2 separate regions of the Homo sapiens genome follow, and region 2 is linked to region 1. The links are chromatin loops, found by intact Hi-C in ENCODE. Cell type or tissue: MCF 10A. All regions are shown on one strand. Each heading gives the region's core, and the rest is flanking DNA. Links, peaks and the distances in the headings are about the cores only.

Region 1 (5,374 bases), core at 85-5,084:
CCCCTGACTGTAGGACACCACCTCCTCCCCTACCGCTAATTGGACTTTCATGTGAACAAAAAAGAAACTCGTATTGTGTTAGGCCCTGGGGATTTGCGGGTTTATCCGCTACTAATGCAGTGCAAAAAGCTGGAGCCAGGCAAGACAGAAGGACTCCCAGAATCAGCCACAGCTCCTTGAATGAAGCCTCCTGTCTCTAGCAGTGTAGGAGCTGGTGACTGGGGTGAGCCTGGGGTAAGACTGGGGTAAGCTGGTGACTGGGGTGAGACAGGGAGGGTCAGGATCCCGCCTCTAACATTTACAGAAAGTATGTCCTAGGGCCAGGTACTTGCCCTCCCTGGGCCTCAGTCTTCCTCTATAATGCGGAGATAGTATTAGATCATATCTCAGAAGAATGTTCTAAAAGATGCCAGTGAAGGCCCACCAAGACACCCTTTCTCAGTCTGGGCTGCTAACAGCCCTCAGCTGCACCCTTCTCTGGAAAATTGCCTTTGCCCCCTTAAGCCGACTCACCTAGGGATTCCTAAGAAGCTAAACCCCCAGCCCTACACCCTGCCCACCCACCCCACCCTCCCACCCACTGACTGATAAGAGGAACCAAAGCCCTTGCCTCAAGGCAGGGCAACCCCGAGGTATCACCCAGGCTGCAGGTTGCCCGGTCGGGTGGGGCTGAGGCGAGACTCCAGACGGGGCTCCTCTGTGCCTGGCCTCCTCACGAGTTCTTTCTGGCTTCCCTCACTTTCATGTCAATTTCTCCTGTTAGCATTCACTCACTCACTCACTCACTCACTCACTCACTCACTCACTCACTCACTCACTCACTCAGCAGGCCACCTGCATGAGAATCTTCATCTCAAATCTGCTTCTAAAAAAGCCAACCTAAGACAATTGTGAAGATTAGATGCAATTACATGGGTCAACCAGTGCCTGGCATATGGAAGGTGCTTAGTAAAAGTGAGCTAGTACGGTTATCATTCCTCCAAGAGGCAAGGCTGAATGGAGACCCTAGTGGCCTCAGGCTGTAACGGTATTAACTACACCACCCCTGGGAGAGTTCACTCTCAACATTCATTTGTAATGAATGAATGTAAACCCTCAGCAAGGAGGAAAGAAAAATGTGAAACCTGGGTGTCCATGGACACAACTGGTCTCATGAATAAGCCATCAAGTATGAGTGGTTTAAGGGACTCCAAAGCTCACAACTTTCTAAAGTCACAGCTTGCCCCAAGCCCCCTGCTCTCTTCTGACAAGGTTCCTGAAATGCCTTTAGTGTTGTTAAGACTGGGGTAAGCCGGTAACTGGGATGAGACAGGCAGGGTCAGGATCCTGCCTCTACCACTTACAGAAAGTATGTCCGAGGGCCAGCCACTTGTTCTCCCTGGGCCTCATGTTGAAATGATAGAGGTGGGGCCTCATGGGAGGTGCTTGGACTCTTCGTTCTATGTCTTGGTGCCCTCTTCTCAATAATGAGTGAGTTATCACTCTATTAGTTTAGGCAAGAGCTAGTTGTTTAAAGAGCCTGGCACCTCCTCCCTGCTCTTGCTCCCTCTCTCACCATATGCCACACCTGCTCCCCCTTTGTCTTCACCATGAGTAAAAGCTTTCTGAGGCTTCACCAGAAGCCAAGCAGATGCTGAAGCCATGCCTGTGCAGCCTGCAGAACTGTGAGCCAAATAAAACTATCTTGTTTAAAAATTACCCAGCCTTAGGTATTCCTTTATAGCAACACAAACAGACTAATACAACCCCTACTCAAGATTGGTTCTTTGGAGTTTTGGACATGGCTTTAGAATGAAATGAACCTGGGTTCCACTCTGGGCTCTGCCATCCACAAGAGAAGTGTCAAAATCAAGCTCACATCTTAAGCAGAACAGGGCTTGGTACCAAGGAGTCTCCAGGTAGTACGGGTGGTCTGTACCCTGACCCAGGCTCACACTGTGCTTAAGTACTTTTGCACCATTAAAAGAAGTAGCCACAAATTCATAGTGACAGAAAGTACCACAGTGGTTGCCAGGGGCTGGAGGGAGGGGAAACAGGGAATTGGGGTTTAATGGGTTTCACTTTAGTAAAAATGAAAAAGTTCTGGAAATGAAGGGAGGTCATGATTGGACAACAATGTGAATATAATCAGTACAAGTGAACTGTACGCTTAAAAATGGTTAAGATGGTCAATTTTGTGTTATGTGTATTTTACTATGATTAAAGAGAGGGAAAAAAAAAAAAGAACATAATCTGCCAAAGACAAGGTGGCTGTGATGTGTGACTGTACAGTGGCCCAAAAGGGCATGGCTCAAGGAGCCCTCAAGAGTAGCATCTGAAGCAGCCACTGGGACCAGGCTTGCCACCCTTTCAGAGGGGTGTGAGGTGCAGGGCAAAGGGTCTGTAAAGGCTGGCAGGGAAGTGGGAAGCAGTGGAGAGCCAGGACCAGCCCTGGGCACCCAGAGGGGTTAGGGACCCTGCCACCCCTCCCAGGTTTCCAAACAAGGCCTGTGCCTGCCTGGGCTCTGACAGTCAGCCAACAAACAGGCATTTCCAGGTCTGCACCAGGCCCCGGGGATACAAAGAGGAGTGAGAGTTCCTGCCCTCCCTGGATCCTGCGGGGAAGGCTGACAGATACACCAATCCTGTGTCACGGGAACTGGGGATTGGGGGGAATGATGGGCAGGGGGCATCAGGGTTATCTGAGAAAGCTTCCCAGAGGAGGCGGTCCCTGGCTGAATTGAAGAAATTGCTGGGAGCTTCTCAACAAGAGCATTAGAAGGGAGTTGGGGGCACGAAGTGGGTGCTCATGTCAGGAGAAAAATCCACAAAGGCCTCTCATATGCACTCTGCGCCCTCCTCTCATTTTTCCAGGGTCCTGCTCCCAGCTGTGCAAGCTGCAAGGAAGAACGAGCCCCCTCCTCCAAGGCCTCGACGGTCCACTCAGTCACCCACTTAAGAATTCACCAAATAAGTAATGACTAAGTCTGACTGGGAGAAAATGAAAGCTCTCTTGGAGGGGAAAACAAGTTACTCATGCAACCAAGAGCATATCCTTGGCACCCTCCATGAGTGGAGCCACGGCAGGAGGGGCAGACAGGAACAAACGGTGGCCATGAATCATGCTGTGTGCGAGCTCCTTTGTTTCTAAGGCATGTGGTTTCCAGAGAAACCAGGGAACACTGCCTTCAGGTAAACACGCCCACCACCCATGCTTCTTGGAACAGGCTCTGTCCTCCAGGAGCCCCATTAAAGAGGCCTAGCTGCTTACATTTGTCAGTTGTACTTCCACAGGGGGGATTTCAAGTGCTAGCTGGCCAAGTCATCCAACGGGTGGCAATGGACCTTCTGTTGGCCGGGAGCATCCTACCCCGTGCCAGGTCCCTGGTCCCACTCTGCCCACCACCCTCTCACCCCCAGAAGAAGACTCCTCTGGTTGATGAGTTTGGCAGAAGAGTCTTGGTTTGGTCAGTTCAGCCCTTCTGCTCATGCTGACTCTCCCTCCTCCTCCTCTCCCTCCTCCGCTTCCTCCTCCCCCTTCTCCTCCTTCCCCTCCTCCCCCTCCTCCTTTTCCTTTCCCTCCTCCCTCTCCTCCTCCTCCTTTCCCTCCTACTCCTCCTTCTCCTCCTCCTCTTCCTTCATCTTGCCCTTTCCGATTCACTGTCATCAAGCTTGACTTCCCCAGTAGAGAGTTTTACAGCCATGATAACACAGTCCATCTTCTGGAGCTTAAGGCACTTTTACATATTATCTCATTTGTCTTGGCAGCATCTCTGTAAGGTGAAGACTTGATGCAAATAGTAAAATGGTGAGGGCAGGCTGAGGGGCAAGAGCTATAAAGAGACTTTAGTGGGGTTCAGTGCCAAAGTAGGGAAGGACTGGGGGGTCATGGGACTGATGCTCCCAGAGGACCTACTTAGCCGGGACACGGAGCTCCATGACCCCTTCCAATGAGCCTAGAAATGGGCTGCTTTAAAAACAGGAAACGTGGCCAGACGCGGTGGCTCACGCCTGTAATCCCAGCATTTTGGGAGGCCGAGGCGGGTGGATGACCAGAGATCAGAAGTCCAAGACAAGTCTGGCCAACATGGCGAAACCCCGTCTCTGCTAAAAATACAAAAATTAGCTAGGCATGGTGGTGCGTGCCTATAATCCCAGCTACTAGTGGGGGCTGAGACAGGAGGATGGCTTGAACCTGGGAGATGGAGGTTGCAGTGAGCCAAGATCGTGCCACTGTACTCCAGCCTGGGCAACAGACTGAGACTCCATCTCAAAAAAAAAAAAAAAAAAAAAAACCAAAAATGTGCTGTGGAATCAATGTGAAGGAGGGAATTAACTCTGCCTGGGGCATGCGCTCTGAAATGACAATGTGACATTTTTGCTTCACCTCAAAAGATTAGTAGTATGTTTCTAGAAAGACAGGAATGTGCTGGACAGAGAGGCGCCAATGTGCCTGCTTTTTTGGGCACCTGGTGCTTGATGGGGGCCGTGGCCAGTGAGAGGCCTGGCAGTCAGAAGACGTGCTTGAATGTCAGTCTGCAGGAGAGAGGAGCTGAGGGAGGATTTGAAAAGCAGGGAGGTGGGACCGCAGGTGTGCTTTCTGCTAAGTGATGTGCCAGGAGCCAGCGCTGCCCTGGCCCAGGGAAGAGACAAAGAGGGCCTGCATTAGGTCAGGCTCCTGGGAATGAAGATGAGATTCTTCACAGTTCGATGCTGTGAGCATATCACAGGGTTTAGGACATGGCCCTGCCCACAAGGAGCTTGTAACCTGGGGAAATATGAGCTGTAGACCGTGACCCGTTCAAAGGCAATCAACTTAGAGGGGGTATCCCTGAGTCCAACTGAAATAAAATTTCAGAGAAAGGAAAGATCAAGTATGGGTAAGATAAGTCTAAGAAGTCACATGAGGGAGAGAGGTGAGTGTTAACCAAGGGGGGAAGGAAGGCATTTCTTTCTTTCTTTATTTTATTGAAGGATGCCAAGTTGAAAGGAAAGCATTTAGGCGGACGAAAAGGAGGAAGGGCTTTCAGGGGAATGGGGAAGGGGCTGGAGTGAAGGCCCAGAGTTGGGATCAAGTGAGATCTCTTCTGTCAGCATCACATGTGTCCACAGATGGCCCCTTTTTCCTATCAGCCTGCCCTCTATCACCCCATCTTAACCCACACACCTCCCTCTGTTGATATTTGGTAGAAAATAATGAAAGCCATTTTGTGTGTATGTGTGTGTAATATATACATATTTTAGAGACAGGATCTTGCTCTGTCACCCAGGCTATAGTGTAGTGGCACTATCAAGGCTCGCTGCAGCCTTAACCTCCCAGGCTCAAGCAATCATCCTGATTCAGCCTCCCAAGTAACTGAGACTACAGGCATATGCCACCATGCCCAGCTAATTT
Region 2 (5,374 bases), core at 97-5,096, 320 kb before region 1:
TCTGGGAATTTGAGGAACAAGGAATGAGGAAGTGGCAGACAGAAAACGGTGCTCGAGTCTGGGGACATTCTGAACACTTTCAGGGAGGCCCAATAAGAAAAGAGAAATGCAGACAAATGAAATAAAGCAGAGGCTGGGAAGCCAACGCCCACAACACGACCAAGACCCCAAGTTCCCAAAGAAAGTGCTTTATTATTTTCAAAATAGCAATGTGTAAAAACGGCTTTTGCAGAAAAGAAGACAAAAAGGCTAACCTTTACTGCACCCCCAATAATGCCAATTCCCCAGCCCTAGCCCAGCAGAACCGTGGGAAAGCAGCCTTTGCTGTATGTATGTAGGCTTTCACTCAGGACAGGTAGATTTTTCATAATGACTTTGCTTTTAATCTAGGGAAGAGTGTAAAATTGCACAGCAAGTCTTGGGGACTCTGACAGCCCAGTGGACCAGGAAGGAATCTCCATCCATCTCTGGGAGTCTCTGGGGTCACAGGGAGCCTGTAAGCCAAGGGGAGGCTGGGGAGGAGGGAGAGCGGCTGGAGAGATTTATACATAGTGCTGTCCTCCCCCTGCCTTGGAATTACAGCACCATGAGAAGCTGTGAGATTAAATGAAGAGCAGGGCCCTGGAGAAGCTAAAGCATCAGTGGGAACAGGGGGTGCAGCAGGTGATAAGCGGGAGATGCAGGTTAATTATGATGCTGGCACACAGGTAGCCCCGGGAGGAAAGCAGAAGCCCTGGGGCGGGTGCATGTGTGTGTGAGTGTGTGTGTGAGTGTGTGCATGGTGGGGGAGGGGAGGGGGAGAGAGAGAGATCCATGATATCCATTTGTGTTTTGGCCCCATTCTTTTTTTTTAAAAAACCTAATCAAATCGATTCTCCTCTCCTACATAGAGGTTTGCATGCCCCACCCCCCACTCTCCTTGCCAATTCATCAATATCCTCATCCTCAGAATTTATCTAAACTACTTTATAGGAAAGATTCTTTTACCTTTAACCCCCTGCACCCCACTGGCCAGGTATGGAAGGATGATTAGACAGCCTGATCCGAAAGAAGGGGCACCAGCAATGACTAGACTAACTCTTCTGGGGAGAGGAAAGTCTCTGAGCTCTGCAGAGCGGAGGAGCCCCTCTCTGATCTGCCTCAGTAAGTCAAGCAGATACGATGCAAATCCACGCCTTCTGAGTTCTGGCTGTGAGAGAGGAGACAACTCCAGGCATTGTCTGGGGTAAGGAGCCCTCTTTGAGGGAGGGGTGCTTTTCTTTCAATGAGTTTAAGCATTTCCTTCACTAGCTTGACTCTGTAGCTGGTTCTTCGATCCAGTCTCCTCAGAGGTCCCCTTCTCTGCTGAAGCATCTCAGATCTTCCTGCTCCTTCTGCCTTCGGCCCCTCTGTGGCTCAGGCTGACCATAGGAACTAATATGCATGTTTGTCAGGCCCTTTCTATTTTTTAATTTTTTTCTCTTACTTATAAATTACCTCAAATGGGTTTTCTATCAAACATCATTTTTGTTATTTTTGGCTTCTGTGTCTCAATTTCTTTCTTTCTTTCTTTCTTTCCTTTCTTCCTTCCTTCCTTCCTTCCTTCCTTCCTTCCTTCCTTCCTTCCTTCCTTTCTTTCTTTTTTTTAAAGATGTGGTTTCGCCATGTGGCCCAGGCTGTCTCCAACTCCTGGGGTCCAGTGATCTTCCCACCTCAGCCTCCTAAAGTGCTGGGGTTGCAGGCGTGAGCCACTGTGCCCAGCCTTTGTCAGGCCCTCTCAAGTCGATGTAGCATTTATTGAGCCCAGTACTGTGTTAGATACCAGGGAATGTCTAAGTCTGAGATACCATCCCTGTTTTCAAGAAACTTGGAGTCTGGTTGGTGACACAAGAATGACCATGAGGCAAAGAGAGACATATATGTAATAAGGTCCCTGAATGGGAGCAAGTCTGTGTGAGATCACTGTATTCAGAGCACATGTGGCCCAAGGACCTTTATTACCAAATAAATCCACGATCAACCCCAGCCTCCCACTGCACACTTTTCTTACTCCAATCCCTTGGTAGCTAAGCTGTGTGACCACAGTGGAATGAAGTAAAGACCAGCAATCTGGGTGGATTTTCCCAAAAGCTTGCCATGTGACCTTGATAAATGGCATCACATGAGTGAAAGTCACAAAATAAACCAGTGGGTCTTGTCCAGTGTCCACTGCAGCCACATGGGGAGGACACAGCCTGGTCCAGGACCTTTCCATCAATTTAATTCCAATAGAATCCAGCCTCTTTCTTTGTATGATTTTGAAGGTAGAGTTGGTTTTGTCTTCTTGCTTACTGCCTCCTTTCGCTTGTTTAAATATTTACCTTACATTTTCCCTACTCTGACTAGGGGAGACATTTTGCTAACTTAAAATAGTTGAGCGACATTGTCCTCCACAGTCCCTTCTGGAGATGTGAATTTCCTTCAAACCTCTGAGATTGGGGTTTAAGCCATCTCTTCTGGAATTCTCTCATGGGGAGATAATTGAGTTCAACCGTTCCTTCATACCAGGACCAGGTACCAGTTGTTAAAGAATTATGGAAAGCTATTCCAGAGAACATGTTGCCCACTTTTAGATATCTGCCTGAGCTCCACAGATTCAGCCAGAGTCCATTTATACAATGCTAAATGAGAGTTTCCCACATACAGGGAACTCTAACATCTCCAGATAAATAGCTCTGCAAGGAGAAAATGCAAATTATGACTTAAAGTCAGCCTCTACTTTTGTGCAGTGCATACCAATGTGGCTTTACCCTTTAGCTAGAGCAATGGAGCTACTACTTCTTTTATGCAGATAGATGCCCTGCATGAGTTTGTTTCCTGAGACTGTTGGAAAAATAAATAGACTATTAGCTACTTGGTTTCCTCTTTAGAAACCCAGCAGGCACAACAGGGAGAGACATTAGTCTTTAAGCACCAGTTCTACGAAACAACCACACCATAGAGCACTTGGAGCGGAACTGAAAAAGGTTAAAACAAGTCCAGAGAAAGGGTGTGGGCAGTCAGATAGTTTAGCAGACGCTAAGCTTGTGCCAGGGACTTTTATAATCAAGGCTTTTGCAATAGTGATTTTGTAACAAGTAAAGAATCCACACACATGAGGAGGAAGTGTAAGAAATCAATTAAAACTTCAGAGAATGAAACGTGGAAGGCATAAAGCACCACACACTAAGAGACAAGGGGAAGAATTAGTCACAGAAATAATCATGAGGAAAGTGCAATTGTGGGATCATACAAGCTGAGGATGCCTAGAGGGATCCCTGGATGTCTGTGAGCTGTAAGGCTCAAGTGGATTCCTGCAGTGCTCAGCAAGCCTCGCCAGGCCCCATGTGCACAGGTGTGGGGTGAGACCATGTGGGAGGTGAGACTGAATGAGGTGGAATGAAAGGATTGATGGGTTTTAAATAGTTGCCAAATTATTCTGCTACATCCAATAGACTCTTCCTCAGTCTTAGAAGAAAACAAGGGGGAAGGCCAGAAAAGGGAGCACAGCAAATCTAACAGTGTGGGGCAGAGGGAGGGAGAGAAAAATGGCACATAATGGGGAGTGCAAAGGAGAAGGCAAAGGGAGAATGAACATTAGGACCTGATAACTGATACTAACATAAATGCAGTGTGTGTATGGGTGTGTGTGTATATACATGTTTCCAGAATGATGGGATAGATGTACTGTTCCCCTTTCCCCATGCTAAAGACAACTAGAAACTCTGGGTTGGTTTATATAAATAAAAGTTAGAAGATTCTGAAAGGCAGAGAGAAGGAGGTGAACCAGCCGGGAATCGTGGGACCTGAGGAATGACACAGTGATGAGCTTGCTGTTTCTTTTTGTTTTTGTTTTTGCTTTTTGTTTTTTTTTTTTGGCTCATATGTCCTGGGCCTGAAGCTGAAGAAGCCAGAAACAGGTGCAGAGAAGGAGAAAAAAAATCAACAAAAAGCTATTCTCTCTAGCTAAAGGATAAGGAAAGAGGCAGCCTAGCAAGGCAGAAGACTTTTAGACGATAACCATTATGCTCCAAACACTACAGTAAAAACTGTGGCCCCATCCCGATCCATGCTAGCAAAGACCTGGTGGGGATCAGAGACTTCCACCCTCATGAGGATATGATGGGGTACTTCAACAACCCCTGCCAGAGTGGTGTCTGAAAAGACCAAGTAGTGAGCCAGGGCTTTCATCTCCAGTAGCTGGTAACAAAGATTCTCCTACTGTGGTGTAAGTAGAGACCATATGGAAATCTGGAACCCTAACTTTCACTCAGTAGTAACAAGGAGTCCCCCAGCTTGGGTGTCAATAGATGATGATTGGAGAATCTTGACGTCTACCCCACGTGGCAGTATCAAGGCAGTGCCTTCCCTCTCCTCTTCCAGGGTGCTGACACAGAAAGCCAGCTAAAACAGAAGGCTTAAGGAAAATTCAGTCGCATAACATAATACAAAAACATCCAGGTTTCAATAAAAAATCAAGCGTCATGCCAAGAACCAGGAAGATCTCAAACTGAATGAAAAAAGACATTCAAAAGAGGCCAGCACCGAGATGACAGAGATGTTAGGATTATCTGATGAAGATTTTAATGCAGGCACAATAAAAACACTTTAGTCAACAATTAGGAACACATTTTAAACAAATGAAAACATCGAAAGCCTCAGCAAAGAAATAGTAGATATAGAGAAGAAACAAATAAAATTTTTAGAACTGAAAAATACCATAACTAAAAAAAAAGAAAAAAAACCCACAACAAAAATACCACAGAACTCAGTGGATGGTCTAGCAGAATGGAGAGGACAGGGGAAAGTGAACTGGAAGATCAGACATGAGAAATTATACAATCTGAATAGCAGAGAGAAAACAGACTGAGAAAAAAAAAAAGAACAGAACCTCAAACACCTAAATTTATGTCACAGGAGTACCAGAAAGAGGATGAGACTGAAAATGTCGTCAAAAAATCATTAAACTTTCCACATCTGGAGTGCAACATAAACCTATAGATTCAATAAGCTGAGAAAATCCCAAACAAGATAAAACCAAAAAAATTTACACCTAGTAGCATTATAATTCACTTTCAGAAAACTAACAATAAAGAAAAAGCCTTGAAAGCAGCCTGTGAAGACAGCTACTTTACCTATAGGGGAGGAAAAATTCAAATGACAGCAGATTCCTCCTAAAAAACCACAGAAGCCAGAAAGAAACAGGACAATATTTTTAAAGTGCTGGAAGAAAACAATTGTCAGTTCAGAATTCTATACCCAGATAAAATATTATTTAGGATTGAAGGGGAAATGAAGACATTCTCAGATGAAGAAAAACTAGGAGAATTTGTTACTGGCAGATCTAGCCTAAAAGAACAACAGAAGGAAATTTTGA

What was found. Peaks named below come from ENCODE experiments on the same cell type or tissue, not always from the same donor. Only the 100,000 strongest peaks of a DNase experiment are listed, where the experiment ranks them.
Region 2: it touches region 1 in a loop (13-fold over the local background); 1 of 110 quality-filtered maps calls a loop at or near these places.

The regions. Positions count from the first base shown.
Region 1 is chr1:223,497,662-223,503,035 of GRCh38, forward strand. No RefSeq gene overlaps it. Among named protein-coding and RNA genes, the nearest start is that of CCDC185, 110 kb to the left of the region's middle. In MCF 10A, for the core only: no CTCF peak of the experiment used is centred there; a DNase peak (open chromatin) is centred at 3,090.
Region 2 is chr1:223,177,934-223,183,307 of GRCh38, forward strand. No RefSeq gene overlaps it. Among named protein-coding and RNA genes, the nearest start is that of TLR5, 37 kb to the left of the region's middle. In MCF 10A, for the core only: no CTCF peak of the experiment used is centred there; a DNase peak (open chromatin) is centred at 3,088.